Regions from separate parts of the Homo sapiens genome. Here region 2 is linked to region 1. Evidence: chromatin loops called from intact Hi-C (ENCODE). Cell type or tissue: IMR-90. All regions are shown on one strand. Links, peaks and the distances in the headings refer to the core of each region. The heading gives the core; the rest is flanking DNA. Region 1 overlaps MTR (5-methyltetrahydrofolate-homocysteine methyltransferase). Region 2 overlaps HEATR1 (HEAT repeat containing 1).

Region 1 (7,383 bases), core at 786-3,285:
TAACAGAAATGTATTTTCTCACAATCTGGAGGACAGAAGTCTGAGTTGAAGGCGTCAGGCAGGGTTAGTTTCTTTTAAGGCCTCTTTCATGTCTTGTAGATAGCTATTCTTCCCTGTGTCTTGACACGGTCTTGCTTGCCTCTGTGTGCGCATTTGTGTCCTGCTCTTAAAAGGACACCAATCATGTTGGATTAGGTACACCTGTATGACATTTTACCTTAGTCGCCTCTTTAAAGGCCTCATCTCCAAATACAGCCCACATTCTGAAACAGTAGGGGTTAGAACTTCAACATACAAATTTTGGAAGGACACAATTCAGCCCATAACAAAAAGTACATATTTAGATTATTACCTGATTATCCACTTGGTTTTAGATATATTGTCTATAGGTGATTATTACCTGATATGATCTGGTGTTGACCCACAGCATCCTCCAACTATATTGACCAAGCCATCCATAGCAAAATCCTGCATTTAGGAAGAGACAAAGTTTCAGCAAGTTCACTTGAATTCTAAACTCATTACCACCAATTCAACATAAAAGCCGTCTATACTTCCTGAATAACTAAGACTATACTAAAAAGAGAGTCAAACATACTTAACTCTAGATACAAAGATATCACATGCCCTAGACATAGGATAAAAGCAAAGAATAGTTCAGATGCTGTGAAATCCTTTATACCATTTAAAATGCAGTGAGAGGCTGGGTATGGTGGCTCACACCTATAATCTCAGCACTTTGGGAGGCAAAGGCAGGAGGATCACTTGAGGCCAGGAATTTGAGACCAGCCTGGGCAATATAGCAAGACCTCATCTCTACAAAAAATTTAAAAATTAGCTGGGCATGGTGGCATGTGTTTATAGTCCCAGCTACTCAGGAGGCTAGGTGGGAGGATCGCTTGAGCCCAGGAGTTCAAAGCTACAGTAAGCTATGATCACACCACTGAACTTCAGCCTGAGCAACACAGCAAGACCCTGTCTCAAAAAAATAAACACAAAAAATAAAGTTCAGTGGGAGATTTGCCTATCTAATGACTTTTTTACCCACATGCTGAGCTGAATGAATATGAGTTGGATAACACATTTTCAAATAACACAAAATAGAGTATTGATTTTTAAATTTACATTAATTGAAAAAATGTTTAAATAACAATTCAGTTCCTCTGTCACACTGGCCACAATTCAAGGGCTCCAAAAACCATATGGTAGTGGCTACATATGGGACAGCATGAGACTAGAGTTTAACCATAGGCTACTGAATAAAGAACACCATAACTAAGAGACAAAGTCAAGGAGCTGAGAAGTCAAGAGTATTGGAAAGATTGTCTACAAAGATAATGAAATCATAAGAAGTAAGTCAGAAATAGCCTAAGAGAGAATGTCAGTGAAACAGAAGCTAAAAATTCAAGGAATAAGGGGAAAGAGACCCAGGGATTAGTAGCTAAGTGCAATAAGAAGCAGCAGTGGATAGTATGGTCTCATGACCTAGGATTTAACAATGGCCAGTGTATGACAGACAGCGAGAATCATGGAGGTGACAATGGGCGGCCAGGGGGACATCTACTCCACCCAGCAGTCTGAGGGGTGTGAGGGCAGAAAGCTACAATTTGGGAAGGCTGCAGGGGAAGCAACATCTCAGAGGAGAGCCAAGTCTCAATTAGTTTGGAGTGGACCTCAACGAGAATTTTCCAGCAGCCACTAGTGCCAGCTGAGGATAAGGATGCTGACAGTTAGCCCTCCCCTGTGCCTCTAGTACCTTAATTTGGGATAGCTAAACTTTTCTTTGTTATATGTACATTGGGATTTCTTCAGGGAAAATTCTCCTTCTAAATACTCTAAATCTAAAATTCAATCTTTCTGTCTCTCTTAAAAAGCCAGTGAAAGGGGGACCCCTGACCTTTAGGTGCTTGGCCATCATAGAAGGCGTTTCATCATAGTCACCAAAGGTGTTGGGAAGACCTGAGAAAGGATAATTCAACCATTATTGCAAATTGCCTTAAAAATATACACTGTATTTTTAAAGACTTTATGTTAATAACTATATAATTTTATATTTATATTAAATGGTGACTACTTGCAAAAACAAACACATAATATTCACACAGTAAACAAAGAGATACCACACCCCCCAAAAAACTAAAAAAAAAAAAAAAAAATCACAGAGGAAAATGAACTCCATTATTTCTTTTCCGTTTGAAAGAAAATATTCACTGTTAGGCAGAACAGAATACCCCCAACCCCACCCCTTCCCATAAGGGAAATTCATTCATTCTTGTTACATAGCCGCTTGGGGGTGGGGGTGGAAGGAATACTACATAACCTTTGAACTAATGCGCAACTAACATGCCATTAAAAACAAACAAAAATCAACCAGTCTCCTTTCAAATAAATTTTCCCAAGTAAGACTTCAGCTTATAACAATCCAGTTTCTTGTTTTATTTATTATCTGCTTCCAGTTATCTTACTCCTGGTGGGAAATAAAATTTATTGTGCATTAAAATGACACATTTGGAGAAAAGAGGCTGGAAAATGACTTTTTGCTCTAAGTAGCTAAGCAGTGCTCAAATACATTCACAGGGATATCTGGTTAACCCTGAACAAATTACCAATATTTAATGGGACAGTTTGAGAACTGTCTACAAATATCTTCAAAACATTTCCATATAATGAACTGCAAGTCCAAGCTTTCAGAGAAGAAAAAGGTAACACCACACAAGATTCTTCTTTTGCTCTTCTACTAACAGAGTGGACCAGAGAAAGGGGTCTCTCTTCTCTTCCTTACACCCATCTTTCTGGTCACGTCCACCAGGCTTGTGCTGTCACCAAAGGCAAAGCTCTGGTCAGTTATGTGACTAAGCTCATTTCCGGAAGTTCTGTACTATTCTGAAGCTTCAGGGTGAGCCGAACTTCCCTCAGGTCTACAGGGAAACACTGCACCCAGACACTCTTCATTTATTAAGTGTCAACTATACCAACACCGGCAAAACAAGATCTTTTATTCAAGATCTCTTACCTCATCTATGCCATGTCTTATGTTATTTTTATCTCCCCATGTGTGACCCCCTTGAAACACACACCTGCATTGGGATAACAGAGGACATAGGCTGTTGTACATTTTCCAATTATTTCAATAAAAGGTCTCATTTCAGCTGCACCCAAAGCACAATTTAATCCAATGCTAGAAAAACAGAAAAAACATATTAAAAGCATCATCTCTCATTCATATTTATGCATATAAGTTATATATGGAGACAATATATCTAAAACCAAGTGGATAATAAATCTCCTCATTCAAAGCACTTTTATTCAACTACCATCAAAGCCATCTCACTGAGGTCCCCTGCAGCACTAAAGATTTTTGCCATTCAGATAATCCTACAGCTGAAAGACGCTGCCTGTGGGTGGACTCCTCAAATCAGTTCACATGGTATTCTATGGTACAGAAATGTCAGCAAACTAACACTGCTAAAAAAAAAAAAAAAAAAAAAAAAAAAAAAAAAGATCTGACCTGAAAGCAAAATTTAAAAGAAAGGAAAAGGAAATCTTGGAGGCAGAAAGAACACAGAATGGTGGCAAGAAGCCACTCTTGAAGTCCACGAGACCAGACCAGGACTTATGCTCTACCCCACAGGCAGAGTCCCTGCTACCCTATAAGGTTGTCAGTGGGTGGTGGGCCTGAGGTCTTCCAGAATTTATGAACCAACTATGAAGCTACTAGACTATGTGATCTCTAATGTTATCACATTTTACTTTTTTCCTTTTACTGTGATTCCTAAGTGCAATGTGGCATCCTAGACTGGATCCTTGAATAGAAAACAGATTATCAGTGGAAAATCCTTGAAATCTGAATAAAGTCTGCAGTTTAGTTAATATAGGTTAAATATCCCTAATCTGAAAACTGGAAATCCAAAATACTTCAAAATATGAAACTTTTTGAGAACTGACATGACCCACAAAAGAAATGTTCACTGGACCATATTAGATTTCAGATTAAGGATGCTAAACTGTAAGTATAGTACAAATATTCCAGAATTCGAAAAACTCTGCAATCCAAAAACACTTCTGGTCCCAAGCATTTCAGATGAGGGATACTCAACCTATAGTAATATACTCTTAGTTTTTACAAAAGTACCATAGTCATGCATTATGTTAACATGAAAACTAGAATATATAGAAATTCTCTGCACTATCTTTGCAACTCTTCTGCAAATCTGAAATGATTCCAAAATTAAGTTTATTTAACAAACATCCAATACTCATTCATTAAAAAAATTCAGCAAACTAGGAATAGGGGGAAATTTCCTTGACTTGATAAAGAGTATCTACAAAAAACTTCCAGCTAGTATCATGCTTAATCATGTGAAACTAGATGCTTTAATGCTAAGATGAGGAACAAGGCAAGGATATCCACTCTCATCTCTTATTCAATATTGTATTTGAAGTCCCTATGCAATAAGAAAAGATAGAAAGTAAAAGGTACACATACGGATTGGAAAGGAAGAAATAAAACTGTCTTTCTTCACAAATGACATGATTGTTTATGTAGAAAATCCCAGAGAATCACTAAAAACTCCTTGAACTAACAAGCAATTATACCAAGGTTTCAAAATACAAGGTAACTATACAAAACTCAATTGTTTACTTATATACCAGATATGAGCAATCAAAATTTGAAATTAAAAACACAGGACAGGCACAGTGGCTCATGCCTGTAATCTCAGCATTTTGGGAGGCCAAGGCAGGTGGATCACCTGAGCCCAGGAGTTTGAGACCAACCTGAGCAACACAGTAAAACCCTACCTCTGCAAAAAATAAAAAAATTAACCAGGCATGGTGGCGCACACCTGTAGTCCCAGCTACTTAGGAGGCTGAGGTAGAAGGATCAATTAAGCCTGGGAGGTTGAGGCTGCAGTGAGCCATGATCATACCACAGCACTCCAGCCTGAGTGACACAGCAAGATGCTGTCTCAAAAAAAAAAAAAAACAAAAAAAACCCCACAAAACCATTTACACTAGCACCAAAACAAATGAAATATTTGGATCTATATGAAAAAAACTATAAAATTCCAATTTAAGATATCAAAGTGGATCTAAATAAATGAAAACATATTTCAAGTTTATGAAGAGGAAGACAATATTGTTAAGATATCATTTCTCACCCTTGATCTATATTCAACAGAATCCCAATGAAAATCCCAGCAGTTACTTTGTGAATATCAACGAACTGATTCTAAAGTTTATATGGCGAGACAAAAGACCCAGAACAGCCAACACAATAATGAGAGAAAAAACAAAAGTTGAAGGACTGACCTACCCAACTCCAAGACTTACTAAAAAGCTAAAGCAATCAAGACAATGTGGAATTGGTGTAAGAAGAGACAAATAGATTAATGAAACAGAATAGAGTCCAGAAATAGAACCACACAAATACATTCAACTAATCTTTGACAGAAACACAGGCAATCCAATGGAGAACAGATATTCTTTCCAATAAATGGTGCTGGAACAACTGGGCATCTGCATTTGAAAAAGTTAATTTAGACAGACATTACATCTTTCACAAAAACTAACTCAAAATGGAACACAGACCTATATATAAATTGCAAAACGATTAAAATTTTGTAAATAACACAGAAAAAATTTAGATGATCGTGGGTTTGGCAATGAGTTTTTAGGTAAAACAACAAAGGCAGGGTCCATGAAAGAAAAAAAACTGGTAACTAGAACTTCACTAAGATTTAAAACTGTTCAGCAAAAGACAGTATTAAGTACATGAGAAGACAAACCACAGGCTGGGAGAAAATATTTGCAAAACACATTATCTGATAAAGGATTTGCTATAGCTTGGATGTGGTTTGTCCATGCCAAAATTCATGTTGAAATTTAAATGCCAATGAAACAGCGTTGGAAGGTGGGGCCTTTACAGATGATCAGATCATTAAGATGGATTACTGTCTTTCTCCAGAGACTGTGTTAGTTCCCTGGAGACTGAATTAGTTCTCAAGGGAATAAATTAGTTCTTTCAAGAACGGGTCGTTATAAAGCAAAACAGTCTCTTGTCCCCTCTCTTTCACACATGCTAACGTGCCCTTTCACTTTTCTGCCATGCTACGAAGCAGCACAAGGCCCTTGCCAGATGTGGCTACTCAATCTTGAAGTTCCCCGCCTCCAGAACTGTGAGCTAAATAAATCTCTTTTCTTTATAAATTACCATCTCAGGTATTCTGTTATAGCGATAGAAAGTAGAATATGACAGACTTGCATCCAAAATATACAAAGAATTCTTAAAATTCAACAACAAACGCAATTTTAAAAACTGTCTAAAGAGCTGACCAGCCTCCTCACCAAAGAAGATATACAGATAGCAAGTAAGCATATGAAAAGATGCTCAAAATTATCATGTTTTTAAGGAATTGCAAATACAACAAGATACCACTATACACCTATTAGAATGGCTAAAATCTGAAACTGACACCACCAAACAAATGTTGGGAAGGATGCGGAACAACAGGAACTCTCCTTCACTGCTGGTAGGAATGCAAAATGGAACAGCAGCTTTGGAGGATAGTTTGGCAGTTTCTCACAAGATACACAGTCTTACCATAAGATACAGCAATCCCCTCCTTGCTATTTACCCAAATGAATTAAAACTTATGTCTACACAAAAACCTGCCATGAATGTTTACGGAAACTTTTTTTTTTTTTTTTTAAGAAACTGACGCTTATTTTCCATCAGCCTTATTTCCATGTTACTTAACAGCCCAGGTAAGAACAGCTTAAGACCATTCAGTGGTTGCTGCTACTTATTCAGTGGCCTGAGCAGTGGGAGCTGCAGACCAGTCTTCCGTGGCAGGCTGAGTGCTCCAGTCTTCAGCTGGAAACTGCTGAATAGGCACAGAGGGCACCTGCATGCCTCAGACCAATCTGCAACCTCAGGCCGAGTAGCAGTGAACTCGGGAGCTGGAGCAGTCCATTCACCCTGAAACTCCTCCTTGGTCACAGTCTTTTCAGTAGCAGCCTGCTCTTCTTTTTCAATCTCTTCAGGATCTCTGTACAAGCAGAGATCAGGCATGACCTCCCGCAAGTGTTCACAGGAAATGGTGCCACGCATGTGCAGAACTTCTCAGGCCAGCATCCACCACATCAAACCCACCGAGTGAGCTCCCTTGTTGCATGCAATGGCAATGTCCACATAGCGCAGAGGGGAATCTGTGTTACACAGCGCAATGGTAGGCAGGTTAACATAAAGATGCCTCCATGAGAGGCTGCTGGTCAGCCCTCGAGTCAGTAACCACAAGAAGCCATGGCTCCCGGAAGGCTGCCTGGATCTGGTTAGTGAAGGTTCCAGAAGTGAAGCGGCCAGCAACTGGAGTGGCTCCAGTG
Region 2 (7,383 bases), core at 2,081-4,580, 230 kb after region 1:
CAGGTAGCCAAACTCCACTCACCTACTAAAGTTCACTTAAAATTCTCCTTTCATTTATTTAATCAGTATTTATGGAGCATCTATTACATACCATGTACAACGCTAGATGGTGGGAATAGTGGTATAAGTTGTGCAGTTTCCTAGTCTATTTCTGTTCTTAGTGTTATTGTAAAGCAATGACAGAAGCGTATCATAGTGGCTCAGAAACCAAATCGAACCAGTAAAGTTACTAAGAATCTAGAGAATCCAGATTTTGATAAATACCTTTCAAAATGTGACATACGATAAGCAAACATCTTTCACTAAATACCTCTGCCCTCATTGCTGACCTTCTCTTTTGAATTTCTAAGTTTACATGATTTTATGTGTTAATTTCATCACCACCACCAGTTATAAGGAGAGATTATATTTTTTATTTATGAATTGTAGCAGTATGAAGACATTACTAGGGTAAATGCTTTAAAATAAGGATCAGTTGATGAATGTTGCTAGTAGTTTGTTCTTTCCATCAATAACAGCAATCTGGAGTGCCGTTAGCTAAAGGAACTTTGATTACCCACTGCTACAAAGATCTTGGATTCATGGATTTCATTTGCAGTTTGGTGACAAAATCTGTGAAGGTGAGCAGTCTGTTTCATGAGTATATAATTTTATGAAAAGATTGCTTGCTTTGAATGAAGAAAACATACTAAAACATTCCCTAATAACAATGATACTTTGGATAAATTTATTTTGTTAAATGGTCTGGTGTTTTGAAGCAGGAGCAGTTTGAGAGTCCGTATCTTTTTTTTTTTTTTTAAGAATCAGTCTTTTATCACCAAAGGTGTTTTTCTACAAAAATAAATGTCTATTCCTTGCCAGATTCTAGTTACAGTGACTATTCAAAGAGAGTGTCTAGAAATGTCGGGAATATTCAACCTGGGAAAGCTGTTTAAAAAATTTTAAGGCCAGGTGCGGTGGCTCACGCCTGTAATCCCAACACTTTGGGAGGCCAAGGCAGGCGGATCACTTGAAGTCAGGAGTTTGAGACCAGCCTGGCCAACATGGTGAAACACCGTCTCTACTAAAAATACGAAAATAAACTGGGCATGGTGGGGCATGCCTGTAATTCCAGCTGCTCGGGAGGCTGAGGCAGGAAAATCGCTTGAACCTGGGAGGCGGAGGTTGCAGTGACCCAAGATCATGCCACTGTACTGCAACCTGGGCGACAGAGACTCCATCTCAAAAAAAAAAAAAAAAAATTTTTTTTTAAATAAAAATGTTAGGAATATCATTAGGCAGTTAATTGTTGTCACATTGTGTATTCATTGTTGCATATGGTAATTCAGGAGAGCTGTAAATATTTATTTGGCCTTTCACTTTTTTTTTTTTTGGAGACATGGACTTGCTTTGTCGCCCAGGCTAGAGTACAGTGGTGCCATCATAGTTCATTGAAATCTCAGCCTTGAACTCCTGGCCTCAAGCAATCCTTCTACCTCCCTTTCACTGTTAAATGTGTTTTGTTTGTGTTCCTTGTTTCAGGTTTTTGCTGAGTACCCGGGCAGCTCAGCTCAGTTGAGGGTGCTCTTGGCTTTCTATGCTTCTACCATAGTGTCGGCGCTGGTAGCTGCAGAGGACGTATCAGACAATATCATCGCCAAACTATTTCCCTATATCCAAAAGGTTGGCACTGCTGATGTGTTAAGTAGATTATTTTGTACTTAAAGGAATTTTCTTGCTTTCGAAAGTTTTTTTAGATTTAAGTGTTTTTAAATTGACAGTTTATTTCAGATGATAGCTGAGATTTAGCCTTTAGGTTGAAAATATGACACTTTTTTATTAGAAACTCACTGGCCTGGGACCTTAATTAGGACTCTTAAGAATAAATATTGGCTGTCTGGTCCTGCGGCCATCTCCTAGATTGATTTCCATAGCAGTCTTTGTACCTCACTGGAAGGAGGACGGAGCAGACAGTCTCTTTGAGGCGTAAGCAACCTCTCAGTATTCTTTGTGCACTGGCTCCTGCCTCTCAGCGTTTCTCCTTCCCAAGTGCCTTCTTGCCTGCTGCCTTCCCAGGTGCCCTGTGGAGGTACTGCTTTCACTTCCCACCAGTGTCCCAACTTGTGACCTTTCATCAGACTTGTTTCTTCCATTAGTGATCTGATTGAGGTCTCCCTACTATAAGTAGGATTTTATGTATAAAAGAAGAGCTTACTGGCTCCTGTCAGGACATGTGGTAGATGTTTGAGTTGGGAAATTTTCTGAGATCCTTTGTCTCGTTCAACAGACTTGTCTCATCTCTGTATCCACTCTGAAAAAGGGGTCAGCTCCTTTATTGTTTATGTCTGAAGAGTGATTGACTATGCATTAGGTTGTATTAATCTCTATGACATTTCTAATTTGTCAGATTAACATTTAAAGTAGCAGAAAATAATATGGTTTATCATTTTTCCTTATATTTAAAAAATATTTAGGGATTGAAATCATCTTTACCAGATTACAGAGCTGCAACATACATGATAATATGTCAGATTTCTGTGAAAGTGACCATGGAAAATACCTTTGTGAATTCATTGGCATCACAGATCATCAAAACATTGACCAAGATTCCCTCTTTGATCAAGGATGGGTTAAGTTGCTTGATAGTGCTCCTGCAGAGACAGAAGCCAGAGAGCCTTGGGAAAAAGTATGTACAATTGAATTGAGAAATGGTGCTAGTCAGAGGTGAATAAAATTATTTTGAATAATTTTTTTTTGTAAGATAAGTGATTATATATTTTCTTATATTGTTACTCATTGTCTAACTTGTAAAGTCAACACGATATGTACTTTTGCTTCTTCAAAGGCCATTCCCTCACTTATGTAATGTTCCTGATCTTATTACAATACTTCATGGGATTTCTGAAACTTACGATGTCAGTCCTCTTCTGCATTACATGCTTCCCCATCTGGTCGTCTCCATCATTCATCATGTTACAGGTGTGTGGTTTTATATTTTTTGTCCAGAAATTTTCTAAGATTTGATCTTAAAATAGTAACCATATCCTGGTTAACAGCTTCAAAATATTTAAAATTTCTGTTTTCCAGTTGTTCTTGTGTAACTTGTCTATTTCTTAAGTGAGAAACATCTGGGGTGGGGAGCAGGTTGGTTGAAGAAAGATCATTGTTAATTGAGTAATTTCTTAGAATTTTACTTTTTTTAAGATCTGTGTTCTTAAATACTTAAATAGTCTCTACATGAAAAAGACTGGAATACTTTTAAAATTTATTACTGAGTAAACCTTTGCCTTCTCATTTAGGTATTTAATGAACTTTAGTGATTCATTTATAATGAATATCTCATCCAGTTGCCAAAAAAGTTTTTTCCCTAGAGTAATTAAAAATATAAGACCAAGAAAATTTTTATACATAAAAATCCAAATTATGAAACAAAGCAAAAAGCAAAAAGTAATAATTAGAGGGCCAGGTGGCTCAAACCTATAATTCTAGCACTTTGAGAAACTGAGATGGGCAGATCATGGCAAAACCCCGTCTCTACAAAAATATACAAAAATTAACCGGGCATGGTGACATGCAACTGTGGTCCCAGCTGCTCGGGAGACTGAGGTGGGAGGATCACCTGAGTCCAGGGAGTTCGAGGCTACAGGGAACTGTGTTTGTGCCACTGCAGTTCAGCCTGGGCGACAGAGTGAGACCCTATCTCAAAAATAATAATAATAATTAGAAAGTGATTATTTGCATTATGTCTTTTAATAAATACAGAAAGGCTAGGAAGAAACATTTGGTTCTGTTGCTACTTGGAGAATACTAAGAAAGACTTCTCTAAACTTATGTCAGTCTACTGAAAAATGAGGTTTTTGTAACCAAATCTTGGTTTGAACATGCATTTTAGAAAAGTGACTAGCAAAATGAAAATGTATTCTTCCTATTCTGAAGGTAATGAGTAATGTCCCAGTCTTTGAAAGCAAGGGCTAAGATCAGATTCATATGTTTATTATAAATCTGAAATAGATGACAGCTTTTGGTTCAGTAAGGGGGTGGGTACTGAGATAAAAGTTTAACCTCTTTTCAGAGATAGTTGATTGGCACCATCACAACTAATTTGTAATGTGACCTGGGGAAAGACTAATTTTGGACTTTTGTTTTGTTATTGTTATAAGCATGATAGTACTTGTTAAAAATAGAGAATTTTAGATAAAAGAAAAATGAAGGTGATCTATACAAAAGAGCTTTAAAAAATATAAATGACTAAATAAGTGGAATGCACTTGTGCAAATAGATAAAAAGCTGGATATCAGTGTGTGTGTTTTATTCTGAGAACGATTTTCTGCTATAAGTGAATTTAATAATGTTAGCTTGCAAAATAAATTTTTCCCAACACAATTTTAATTTTTACATATTAAGGAGAAGAAACTGAAGGAATGGATGGTCAAATCTACAAGAGACACTTAGAAGCTATACTTACAAAAATATCACTGAAGAACAACTTAGACCATTTGTTGGCTAGGTAAGCTATTATTTTTGACATGCTTTTGATTTACATTTTTGTGACTCAGTATAATTTTCAAGATTGGTTAGAAATTTCCCAGCATTCCTTTTTAATGTATATCTTGTTTTGTCTGTATCATTTCATTAACTATAAGTACTTAATCCAGTAACTGGCAGCATTAAAAGCAAAAGTAATTTTTCTTGCATGTCTTTAGTGCTTATAGATGAAAATGGAAAGTTAGTGGTTAAGACAAATTTGGGTAATAACTAAATGCAGTTTGTGGCCGTTTGAAGTTTTCTCTTAGTAAATGGACCATAATATCTGAAATAACACATCACAATTAAAACGCAGTAAATGTCATTTAGAAACAATATTGAAGGTAAGCATAGAGTAAGGATTATTTCTTTAAAGATAATTCAGTCTTTTTTTTTTTTTTTTTTTTTTTCTCTTAATGGGCAACTCGATACAGTGAAAAGATGTAGGCGTTGTGGTCAGACATAGGTGTAAATTCTGCGCCTACCACTTCCAGGGCTATAGTAAGTTTTGGAGGTTAGTCTGGATGTAGCTTTGCCATTTTGTAGGATCAAGAGAGTGCCTGTGTGTTGGTGTGCATCATTCATGCCCCTTTGCTCAGAGGGTTGGTTTGTGAATTAAAGGAGAGTATACACGTGTAGTAATGTTGAGAACATAGGCTCTAGAATCAGACTGGGGCTTAAAATGTGAAACCCCACTCTGTGGCACAGAAGGGCTTACTGAATGTTGCCTTTTATTGCTGTTCTCATGAGCAAATTGGAAGACTTACACTCTAGTTTCTTTTCCTTTTTTTTTTTTCTTTAAGATGGAGTTTCGCTCTTATTGCCCAGGCTGGAGTGCAATGGCACAATCTCGGCTCACTGCAACCTCCGCCTCCCAGGTTCAAGCGATTCTCCTGCCTCAGCCTCCCTGGTAGCTGGGATTACAGGCATGTGCCACCATGCCCAGCTAATTTTGTATATTTAGTAGAGACAAGGTTTCACCATGTTGGTCAGGCTGATCTCGAACTCCTGTCCTCAGGTGATCCGCCCACCTTGGCCTCCCAAAGTACTGGGATTACAGGCGTGAGCCAGCACCATTTAAAATAGCAATGTAGTCTTACTATGTTGTTCAGACAGGTCTCGAACTCCTGACCTTAAGCAGTTCTCCTGCCCCGGCCTCCGAAAGTGCTGGGATTATAATGCCAGTGGTGTGAACCACTACACCAGGCCTCTAGTTTCTTTATCTGTAAAATAAGTATTAAACTATACCTTGTATAAGTATGACAATTAGAGATAATATTTCTAAAGCACTTAGAATATAGTAGGTACTCAATAAATAGTAACTCTTATGTATGCTGATATTTCTGTTTTTTTTTTTACAGCCTTCTATTTGAAGAGTATATTTCATATAGTTCACAGGAAGAAATGGATTCTAATAAAGTGTCTTTGCTTAATGAACAATTTCTTCCACTCATTAGGCTTTTAGAAAGCAAGTAAGTTACGTGTGTATGTTTATGCTCTTCTAAAGTACTTCCTGTTCTATAAAGATATGATTCACAAGTCACATCTTAATATACTGAATTGTACAGAGACTGTCCTTTTTAAATTTGTTCTTCAAGAAGGGGCGAGTATCGGAATCAAAAATATTTGAAATATAAGAGGAAATAGTGGTTGTGTGGGGGCTATGGAGAGTATAATTTTTTATAGAGAGACTATTTTGTTATTGGAGTAGTCATAGTAACACACTTGACCAATGTCATTTGGTTTTACCTACAACATTTGTTAAAATTTAAGTCACAGTCTCAGTAATTTTTAAGATTTTATGTCTTTCCTTTATATGTGTATGGTGTATGAGATTAATAAATTTATTAAGAATAATGAATTCACTTTTTAATTGCTTCCCAGATACCCCAGAACATTAGATGTTGTATTAGAGGAACACTTAAAGGAAATTGCAGATCTGAAAAAACAAGAGCTTTTCCATCAGTTTGTTTCTCTTTCTACAAGTGGAGGAAAGTATCAGGTATGTTGTTCTCCAAAGGAATTATGACAATTTGGGGTACATTTGTATGGGTATGTGAAGAGCTCCAGAAGGAAATTTGCCACTTTTTTCCCTTGTGTGGAAAATTTTACAGAGATAACCTTCTACAGTTTGCCTAGTTGCCTGAAGTACGGCTCTGAGGCAGGAATAGAATAATTGGAGAAAGGTACAATAATTTGTACATAACTATGAACGTGATACTTATTTCAGGAAAAGTATTGTTTGAGAATTTTGTATGGGATATTCATTAAGAATCATCAGAGGACGGCCTCATGTAGGTTTCTAGCATTCTCTGTCTTTCATCTAGGTCTATGCTTTCCAGTGTACCAGCCACAGATGGCTATTTATATTATTGATTAGCAAGGGGGAGATGGGTTCTATTTCATGATCACATTAAAACTTGAGAAATTTTCTGGTGATTCAAGCCTAAAGCTTTATACTAGAGGTTAGACATTTAAGCAGGAGTTCTTATATTTAGCCTTAAAAACAGATAATTATGAAGAGAAATATGATTGTTTTAGTATTTCTCTTCCATAATTAGACTTTCATTTTTAATGGTGTTGCATTTCCAAATCTTAGGTTGATGGATAAGACTTTCTTTTTAGTCTAATTGCGTAAGTGAACTAAGTTGTCACGAATTTGAGTGTCACTATTTGTTATATCATGTAGATGAGTTGCATTCTGTCTTCTGGAAGGTGCTAAAACAGGGATTTATCTTAGGTGATTTATCAGATACGCATACAAAATACAAAATTACTTTGTAGAATTACTTGACTAAATTAAACCTACACATAGACACAAGTATACATGAAATCATACCATTAACAATACAAATTTTTTCATCAACTCATGTGATGTTC

The links. Peaks named below come from ENCODE experiments on the same cell type or tissue, not always from the same donor. Only the 100,000 strongest peaks of a DNase experiment are listed, where the experiment ranks them.
Region 2: it touches region 1 in a loop (2.1-fold over the local background); 4 of 110 quality-filtered maps call a loop at or near these places.

What each region holds. Positions count from the first base shown.
Region 1 is chr1:236,819,914-236,827,296 of GRCh38, reverse strand. MTR (5-methyltetrahydrofolate-homocysteine methyltransferase) reads right to left here. Exons shown (of 33, transcript NM_000254.3): 9 at 3,078-3,178; 10 at 1,898-1,959; 11 at 401-468. It also overlaps the pseudogene RPSAP21. Among named protein-coding and RNA genes, the nearest start is that of MTR, 28 kb to the right of the region's middle. In IMR-90, for the core only: no CTCF peak of the experiment used is centred there; no DNase peak of the experiment used is centred there.
Region 2 is chr1:236,591,115-236,598,497 of GRCh38, reverse strand. HEATR1 (HEAT repeat containing 1) reads left to right here. Exons shown (of 45, transcript NM_018072.6): 5 at 519-620; 6 at 1,522-1,662; 7 at 2,454-2,665; 8 at 2,825-2,958; 9 at 4,384-4,486; 10 at 5,865-5,975; 11 at 6,388-6,505. Among named protein-coding and RNA genes, the nearest start is that of HEATR1, 9.7 kb to the left of the region's middle. In IMR-90, for the core only: no CTCF peak of the experiment used is centred there; no DNase peak of the experiment used is centred there.